Linked DNA regions of Mus musculus: region 2 is linked to region 1. A link is a loop called in an ENCODE intact Hi-C map of the cell type or tissue named here. Cell type or tissue: left cerebral cortex. All regions are shown on one strand.

Region 1 (5,000 bases):
TAGACAGTTGTTAGCTTTCTTGTGGGTGCTGAGAAATGAACACTGGCCCTCTGAAAGAACAGCCAGTACCCTTAACCCCTGAGCCATCTCTCCAGCCCTATCCAGTTTGACACACACTGTTTGTCTCATATAGAAACGCTGTAGTTAGACTTTACTCTCTCTCTCTCTCTTTTTAAATGATTTATTTTTATTTTATGTTTATTAGTGGTTTGCTTGCATATGTGTCTGTGTGAGGGTGTTGGCCCCCTAGAACTGAAGTTATAATAGTTGTGAGCTGCTCTGTGGGTGCTGGGAATTGAATTGAGGTCCTTTGGAATTGCAGTCAGTGCTCTTAACTGCTGAGCCATCTCTGCAGCCCAGCTTTCCTCTTTTTCAAGTCCCATCGAGTTCACAGTTCACTTAGGGCAACTAAGACGTGACCCACCACTTGCTCTTCCATGAGTTCTTAGTCCCACCTTTTTTTTTGCCCCAGTGTCTGAGTACAGAAATCTGAAGTGATCTGGTGGTTAGTTGAGTAGCATATACTTTATAATACTCTTCATCCTGAAAGGTGACTGTATCCACTAAATGAGAACTTTCCCTGACCCTGTTTTCCCCTCCCTGTCTCTGGACACCAGCATTCTGCTTCCTGTTTCTGTGGATTTGACTCTGGTAAAAACCTTACTGAACTAGAAGCATTTATGCTTGTCCCTCTATGGCTAGCTTATTTCCCTTAGCCTCAGGTTTTCAAGGCTGCCTACATCGGGGCATGCATTATACTATTTCTTTGTAGTTTTTGAAACAGGGCCTTCTGTGGCCCAGCTTGGCCTCAGATTTACTGTCTGGTCTGATGACAGCAAGCTCCTACACCTTGAGTGCTTGGAATAGGAGTGTGTGTCACCACATCTACTTTCTGCTATGTTGGGGAGCAAACCCAGGACTATATGCTAGGCAAGCACTCTTCCGTTCTCTTTTAGAATGCTGAATAGTATTCCTGGGCATGTGTGTTTGCTACTCTTTGGGTTTTGGTTGGTTGGTTGGTTTTGGCTTTTTGACACAGGATCTTCCCTGTCTTGGAAGCCATTCTCCATTGTCTATTCATCATCAGATGAGCACCTGGGTTAATTTTTTTGGTATTGTTAATCATGCCACAGTGATCATGACTAATGTCTTCTACCCTCTGTTCTCAGTATTTTTAGTTATGCCTAGGTGGCGTTTTCATTTTATTACGCTTTGTTGGAGATGGGGTCTTATATATATGGCCTAGTTACACTTGTATTATAGCTGAAATTGACCTGGAACTTCTGATCCTCCTGCCTCCACCGGCTGAATGCTGTTCTTACTGGTATACAGCATCATCCCTGATTTACAGTCCTTGGATTGAACCGAGGGCAAGCATTCTAACTGAGATACATCCCCAGAGCCTGCCATTCACTTTAAAAAATTATTTAGATTTCTTCCTGGAAGCACTATTTTATTTTGTTAGGAAAAAGCCAAGAAATTTCTGTCTGCATTCTCTGTGTGATTTTGGAGGATTAATGCATCCCACTGCACCTGTAATATAAAGCTTCGGAGAAGAGGAGCTTAGGTGGAAATGGGAGGAAACAAGGCACCTCCTGGCATTGTCAGAGAAAATTGATCAGTGTCCCAGTGTGTAAGTTCTATACCAGGAAAAGTGTGTGCCAAGATGGAATGAACAAAGGCATTTGGGTTAGGATTTTTGAAATTACACCATAGCCTAAGCCCTGTGGAAACTGCTTTTCCCTCACTGTTATATGTTGTTCAATTAGTTATAATTAGTAAATTAGTTGAATTAGTTTCAGCTAGTAAAAATTACTTGTTTTTACTATCTAGTATTTCCTTTTATTATACCAGAATCAGTCTGTTTATTACCTGGTTGGGTTAGAACCCATTTTTAATAAAGATTCCATAGGCAATTTCTTTGTCTTCATTCTTATTTTTTCCCAGGCACCATCTGGAACCTAAAGGACATTATTCCATCTAAGAGTCAGGCAGAAATCATTAATGCCATCCTAGGTGCCTTGTCTGAAGTTCTGGGTATGAATACTGGCAACATGGTCATTCAGATGAAGGAAGCTGAAACCCAGCGGCTAAAGACTGCCGCAGAGAGTGAGGACATCCTAGCAAATGCTAACGGTGATGACTTGGTTGAAGATGATGAAATGGAAGAAATCCCTCATAAAAGAAAACTCAGAAGGAAAACATTTATTTCCGATTTACTTCCAGTGAGTCAGATGGATGTTCGATCTGAATTAATGCATTTTATTTTTTATTTTATGTGCATTGTTCTTTGCCTGTATGTATGTCTGTGTTAGAATGTCAGATCTTGGAATTAAATACAGTTGTGAGCTGCCATATGGGTGCTGGGAATTGAATGTGGCCCTCTGAAAGAACCATCAGCCCTCTTAACTGTTAAGCCATCTCTCCAGCCCCTCAACGTGAGTTAATACATCAGTTTCCTTCAGCAGGCTTCCTTAGCATTACAAAAAAATATTAGGCAATTTTTCAATTAGAGTTGTATTTTTCTGTTGATTCTCATTGTAACATTCGAAATGTACCCATGTAGAAGAAACGAAAACCAGCATCTCTTGTCCAAAATGGAAACCTTTCTGTGTGGGAGCTTTCAGAGCACTTAGCAATAGCATCCTGTCTTCTTGACTCTGAATTCAGTTACCTGTCTCCTCAGGGAGTCTTCACGCTGACCTTCCTCTGCTTCCTTTTTGATTGAATTCTTATCTCTTTTATTTTAGTACCTCTCTTTAGCAGAGACCTAGGCCAAGCCTTCAGTCCCCCACTGTTGCTGAGCAGAAGAGGTTGGGGGAGGTGTGGTGCTTCATGCTAGTGTGATGTGCGATGTGCAGTGAGGGTGCACAGCTGCCAGTTACTTGAGCTGAGAAAGTGTAGGTGGACCCATGCTTTGGGAGGAGGTGAGAAGATGTGGAAGGACAGACAGACAAGACCCAGCTGGGAAGGTACATCCTTCCTGTGCTGCTCATGTGTGTTCATGTACCGGTTACAGATGAGACTCCTCAGTCATGTTTCCGCATGGGGAAATCCCTCTTTCTTCAGGAAGACACACTCGTAAGCCCATGGTTATATTAGTGCGATGCTGCGAATGGTGGTAGAATTGTCACCAAATCTTGAGTTGTTTCTGTAAGCCTGGTTGGTGCATATGATGAAGACCAGATGGGAGAGCAAAGGAGGAGGCTGCTGGAGATGACACAGGGCCAACTGAGCTGTCTGAAATGGGGAAGTAGAGAATTGTGAAGAGAATTTTCATTTAAAGGGTCACTCAGCTGGATACTGGGAGTGTGAAGGCATGAAGAGCAGGAGGCTGCAAAGGAAAGGTGACAAGCTTTGGCTAGGAGCGTACAGTTCACATTCTCTCATGGGCCAGGGCCAGGGGTGGCTTGTTCTTATTCACGTGGAGTTAATTGAAAGTAATTGTCTTGAGTCAACATCTTACAGTTCTGATTAGTTTATATGACTTAGAATTCTTTAAATAGAATATAGCTCAATGTAAACATATTTTCTTGTAGATTTTGTTTGCTTGCCTGTTTGTTTTAGCTGCCCTAGGAGGTGGGGCTATGAGTGTTTACCACCAGGCCTAAATCTTACATCCTTGAAGACTTACAAAACAAAGTTTTGTGGTTTTTTTTTTAAATTATTAGATTTTTATTTTATTGGAAGGGATAAGTTTATGCCATAGAACGTGTGTGGAGGTCAAAGGGCAACTTGCAGGCATCAGTCCTCTTTTGCTTCCACGTGGGGCCTGAAGATTAAATTCAGATTAGGCTTAGCAGCAGGAGCATTTAGCCACTGAGCCATCTCTCTAGCATGCATATAATTAATTTAATCTTAGTGCTTTGAAGGAATCAAGCTTTTTATACATGTGAACAACTCAAGCCTTGTGTTAAGTAGGGGTATATGCAGAAGTCAAAAGGCCATCTTATCCTTAAGTTTACTACAGCCAGACAGTGCCAGCCAGGCTAGCCAAAGCAGTAGGCTTGTGATTCAGTGAGAGACCCTGTTGCTGCATGCAGCATGGCTCTAAGGACAACCTGATTGGAGTACTAAAGGAATGAAGGAAAGACAGATACAAACAGGAAGCTGGGATCCAGTGGGCTGGGCTCTTGGCTGAAGAAACTGTACCACCCCAGAATTTCATGTTTATTAATTATATAGAGTTGAACAGAGAGGTGAGGTTATTACATACAGTTGAGCAAGGAGTTTGGGTTATTACATACAGATAAACAAGGACACGAGTTTAGCTAATCTTGGTAGGAGCAGTCTCTGTGACAGAGAAGTCTTCAGGCCATAAATATCTTGGGCCAGAAAGCTATGGTGGACATTTTCCACAGACACTATCAACACCCATACATGGGTCAGAGGAAAGGCTTTGAGGTTTCTCCATGGTCTGAGGTTCTAAGCTTGGCATGGCAGTAACCATGTCAACAATGCACATTCACTCAGGACTCTCTCCGCTTCCTATACCCTGCCTCAAGGCAAGGAGACAGGCTGTGACAGAGGAAGCCTGCTTTACCGTGTGTATGCACGTGTGCACTCCTGTGCCTACACTACTTACATAGGCATGCACACAGAAGGGCTAAGAGTATTGTCCGTGGTAGAATACATGCTAATTGTGTACAAGAAACACAGTGAAAGAGAAAGAGGGAAGGAGAGAAATAAATTCTTGAGCTCATAAAATACAGTGTTTTCTCAAAGCAAAAAACAAAAAAACAAACAAGCCTATTTTTATTTTGGTTTTTGAGACAGGGTTTCTCCAGATAGCCTTGGCTGTCCTGGAACTCTGTAAACTAGGCTGGCCACAATCCACCTGCCTCTGCCTCTACCTCTGCCTCTGCCTCCCAAGTACTAGGATTAAAGGTGTGCAGCACCATGCTCAGCTCCTGCAGAAGCTGCTTTTAAGGTCTTAACTCATTACCCTATATAATTAACATTATATAAGTCAGCTAGCCAGCCAGTGTTTAGGTACCAGT
Region 2 (5,000 bases), 94 kb after region 1:
GCCCTGGCTGTCCTGGAACTCACTCTGTAGACCAGGCTGGCCTCGAACTCAGAAATCCACTTGCCTCTGCCTCCCGAGTGCTGGGAATAAAGGTGTGTGCCACCAAGCCCGGCTCCCTCTCTTTCTCTCCCCTTCTCTTTTCATTGAACATACCAGGGCGCATGCTCTACCACCAAGCCACACCTTCAGCCTAGCCTGACCTTCTTAGCTTTGTCGTTATCCTGAGCCTGTATTCCCTTCCTGACGGGCCTGTCTACATGAGATGCTTTGGTTTCATGCCTTGCCCACTGTAGTCTCTGGAAGCCTGCAGCTTTCTCAGAGCCCTTCTCTGCCTGACATTCTTCTCAGGGCACTGCTGGGTCACTGACTAGCTTGTTCATTTGACAGTTAATTCATTAAGCAAGTGCCATACTGTTTTGCTCCTTGTGGCGAGGTGGGATAGTCAGGAAGCTCTGCTGCCTGGGCTCAGGGCCTGCCTTCCTGGTCTATGCCTGCAGAGTATGAGACCTGGCCTGTATGACTTTAAAAAGAAAAAGGAAGGCAAAAACTCACCTACAGCTTAGTAGAGGAACACACAAGGGATTTCTTACTTTCTTTTAATTAAATTCTGTATATTACCTCTTTAACTTGTATGATTATAATATTAAAATGAAGGCAAAAATTGCAAGTATAAATTCATCAGCTGAATTATAAGACTTTTTTTTACTATTTTTTTATTACGTATTTTCCTCAATTACATTTTCAATGCGATCCCAAAAGTCCCTCATACCCTCCCCCCGAATTATAAGACTTTTAAGATTATTCATGAAACTGACTTCATATTGGATCGGCCCGCCTCACATTTGCTTTCTGCTTTTTTCTTCAGTCTGCATGAAGAAATCAGTGATTTTTATGAGTACATGTCTCCCAGACCCGAGGAAGAGAAGATGCGGATGGAGGTAGTGAGCAGGATCGAGAGTGTGATTAAAGAGCTCTGGCCCAGTGCTGATGTGAGTACTTGTCCTGGACCTGGGCTTGAGGCAGAGCCTGCCCCAGACTGTCTCTCATAGAGACTCACTCACACTGTAAGTGCTTTGGTAGAGGTAGTCTACTTTATTTTGCAGCAGGGTCTTACGATGTCATACCCATGGCTAGCCCTGAACTCAAGCCTCCTTAAGCTTCCCAGACATGTGCCACACCCAGCTTTGGTCAAATCACATCTTAAAGGCAAACAGGGACCTGCAGCCTGTAGACTTTGGGGTTTGTTGATGACTTTCTTCCACTCAGATGCTTTACTCTAAACCTCTTCCTCTCAGTTCTGAGTAGCACCCAATAAAGTGGACAGAACTTAGGCTTATTAATGCAAGGAAAAGAGAGGTCCAGCCTCAGTACAGTAGTTAGTTGCTGGAAGGGATTTATCAAGGCTTCATCTTTGTTTTTACTCTAGCCCGTCAGTGTAAACATTGCAGTTGGCTTGTAGCTGACGGCATTTCTTTTGCTACTTGAAGTTGACTGTCTTGGGCAAATGCAGGCGAGTGTATGCCTCTCATTGCAAACCACTCTTTGTTCCCCGGGCCAACTTCTTTTGATTACTCAGTCAGTGAGCAGATTTGTTGCCTTAGTCTCCACTTTGTGTGTATCTCTTTTTTTTTTTTTTTTTTTTTTTAAGATTATTTATTTATTTATTTTATGTATGTGAGTACACAGTAGCCGTCTTCAGATACACCAGAAGAGGGCATCAGATCTCATTACAGATGGTTGTGAGCCACCATGTGGTTGCTGGGAATTGAACTCAGCACCTCTGGAAGAGCAGTCAGTGCTCTTAACCGCTGAGCCATCCCTCCAGCCCCGTGTGTATCTCTTATTATTGGCATTAATACTTAATTTTTTAGGGATTCTTTCAGGTCTGCTGTAGAATCCTCCCTGAGCAAAGAGTAACTGACTTTGTTGCATAGATTCCTTAGACCTTCCTGAAGTGATGTAAGGGAAGCCAGGGCCAGGTTTGTCCATTTGGCAAAAGAAAGAAGTTCAAATATAGGTAAAGAATAGAAGGGAAGGCACAGGTGCCCTTCACTGCACTGGGGCACAGCAGAGATGGCTCCGCCTGGCATGCCTCTGTAAGCACTGCTGACATCTAGTGGCTAGAAAGGGAAGCTGCTGGCAGTGCCATGACCTGCACAGACCCTATAGCAAGGGAGAACCTGCCCCAGGTTAAGATGCCTCCATCTTTCCGAAACCTTTCTGAGGTAGGCAATTGTATTCATACAAATAGAAGTGCAGAGATACGGCTAGGTTCCCGGAACTTTTTTTTTTTTTTTTTTTTTTTTTTTACCAGAATGGTTTAGCATTTTCCTGACTTGGCTTACAGACACATGTATAATTGCCTGGGTGCCTCTGTCCTCAGTGGACCAAGATTCTCAGTTGATAGCACATCAGGATCTTGTATAGACTGCTCCTGGTACTCTCTCGCACTGACCTACACATCAGCACATGGTCAGCAGCTAAATATTCTGAATTCATGAGAGAACTCCTGCAGAGAGGACAGAATTAAGGATTTGTGACATTCCTTATCTTGTAAAAGAATACTAACTAGCCTTTGAAACATAACTTGTGAAACTTCTGTATAATGTGTACACATGTATATTATTATATGTATATGTAGGCATGTGTGTAGAAGTCAGAGGACAGTTTTTTTTTCCCATTTTTTATTAGGTATTTAGCTCATTTACATTTCCAATGCTATACCAAAAGTCCCCCATAGCCACCCACCCCCACTCCCCTACCCACCCACTCCCCTTTTTTTGGCCCTGGCGTTCCCCTGTACTGGGGCATATAAAGTTTGCGTGTCTAATGGGCCTCTCTTTCCAGTGATGGCCGCCTAGGCCATCTTTTGATACATATGCAGCTAGAGTCAAGAGCTCCGGGGTACTGGTTAGTTCATAATGTTGTTCCACCTATAGGGTGAGGACAGTTTTTATAGTCAGGTTTTGTCTACCTCTATATGTGGTCTGGGCATCAGGCTTGCATAGCGAGCATCTTCAACTGCTGAGCCATCTCAATGGCCTCAACGTCTCTGATTTAGATTATAAGCCATGCTCTGAGTGAATGCCCGTGAGGCATGGTGTCCCTACTTTAGGAAAGCCTTGTATTTGGACCTGTCCATTCTAAAACACCAGTAGAGGACAAAAGGGACGTGCATTTCTCTGTAGGCACCTTAATGTGATTTTTCTTCCCTTGTTCTAGGTCCAGATATTTGGAAGTTTTAAAACTGGCCTGTATTTACCTACCAGGTTAGTATGTTGATGAAGTTTTGAAGGATTATTATTTTGAAGGGATTATTGTCCACTGGGGCTATTGAATATGTCTGAGTAGAAATGGGGCTTGTTTGTTTATTGTTTTTGAGATAGGGTCTCTGTGTAGTCTGGGCTGTCCTAAAGCTTGGTGAGAACAGTTGTCATAGGTGAGATATGGAAAAGGCACATAAATAATGAGATTGGAAGTAAATGCGTGTATTTACACACTGAGAGCCAGCATGATGCTCTGGCTTTATGCAGCTTAATAGTCAGGTCACATCTCATTGAGGCAGCACACGTGAAGTTTAATACCAGAAGGCTCTAGGAAAAACCAAACAAACCAAAAAACCATTCACTAATAGAATTTAATATGTTTGAGGTTTTGTTTCTGTCAGCATTATCTCATGTCCTGGGGCCTGAGATCTGTGAAATACCTGAGGGTATGAGGTTGCTAAAATTGACACTCCCTGCTTCTCCTCTCCTCTCCTCTCCTCTCCCCTCCTCTCCCCTCCCCTCCCCTCCCCTCCCCTCACCTCCCCTCCCCTCCCCTCCCCTCTCCTCTGCTTCCCTTCCAAAACTTACCATCAGCACACTGATGCTCTGAAGCAGAGAGGGAAAGGGATTCTTGTTACCCTAACTTAAAGTTGGTAAGCATAATTGTCAGCTACAATAGAGACCTGATTGATGCTTCTTGAAACCTCACACGTGTCCCTACAGTGACATCGATCTTGTGGTGTTTGGGAAGTGGGAGAACCTGCCTCTCTGGACCCTGGAAGAAGCCCTTCGGAAACACAAAGTCGCTGACGAGGATTCCGTGAAAGTTCTAGACAAAGCAACGGTAAGTTCTTAGCATTGTGTCTTTGTGAGCCTTATTACCTGCAGGAGAAACTTGGACTCTAATCTCGAATAGCACAGTTGGAATGTGACTCAGTGAATCATTTTTTGAATGTCACAGTGACTATGCATAAAGACTGTCATTGGAGAATCAAAGTAACTTGTCCAGGCTATACATTTCTTTAAGAATAATACCCAATTTTTCATGCGTAATGAAATATAAAAATAGATTACTAGCTGGGCATTGGTGGCGCAGGCCTGTAATCCCAGCACTTGGGAGGCAGAGGCAGGTGATCTTAGTTTGAGGCCAGCCTGGTCTACAGTGTGAGTTTGTTTCTGTTAAATAGCCCCTAGTTATAACAAAAGATATTGTTCTCTTATTTTGCACTTGAGATCTTGTCAAGGCCTTTTTTTTTTTTTTAATTAAAAAGGATATGTTTTTATTTTGTGTGTGTGTTTTGGGGCTACAGCAGAGGGCTTTGGATCCTCTAGAGCTGAGCTGCAAGCAGATTGAGCCACAATGTGGGTGCTAGGAATTGAACTTAAACTCACTAAGTGATGACTCTTAGCCATTGAGCCATCTCTATAGCCTCTGAAGTCATGCTTTCTATAGAGAAGTCCTGTCGCAAACAATGTTTTAAATAGAATATATTGTATTTTTATGAATTTATTGCTTTTTAGAATTTTTAGAATTTATTGCCTTCTATGAACTTTTTCATTTTACTTATGTGCGTGCACACACACCCCCCACGCTCCCCCTCCCCCCATGCCCTGTGTAGGTCTGTGCGTGAGAGGACAGTATGGTGCAGTTTCTCCACTCTGAGCTGGAGGTCCAGCTCAGGTTATCAAGCTTGGCAGCAGACGCCTTTGCCCGCTGTGTTGGCTGGTGCCTGG

What was found. Peaks named below come from ENCODE experiments on the same cell type or tissue, not always from the same donor. Only the 100,000 strongest peaks of a DNase experiment are listed, where the experiment ranks them.
Region 2: it touches region 1 in a loop (2.4-fold over the local background); 13 of 42 quality-filtered maps call a loop at or near these places.

Annotation. Positions count from the first base shown.
Region 1 is chr8:88,148,145-88,153,144 of GRCm38, forward strand. Heatr3 (HEAT repeat containing 3) reads left to right here. Exons shown (of 15, transcript NM_172757.3): 7 at 1,948-2,225. Among named protein-coding and RNA genes, the nearest start is that of Mir7071, 12 kb to the left of the region's middle. In left cerebral cortex, no CTCF peak of the experiment used is centred here; DNase peaks (open chromatin) are centred at 2,914 and 3,151; H3K27ac peaks cover 1,062 bases.
Region 2 is chr8:88,242,376-88,247,375 of GRCm38, forward strand. It overlaps Tent4b (terminal nucleotidyltransferase 4B), which reads left to right. Exons shown (of 12, transcript NM_001372333.1): 2 at 866-989; 3 at 3,223-3,269; 4 at 3,990-4,110. Among named protein-coding and RNA genes, the nearest start is that of Tent4b, 45 kb to the left of the region's middle. In left cerebral cortex, a CTCF peak has its summit at 2,124 (motif pointing left); a DNase peak (open chromatin) is centred at 2,118.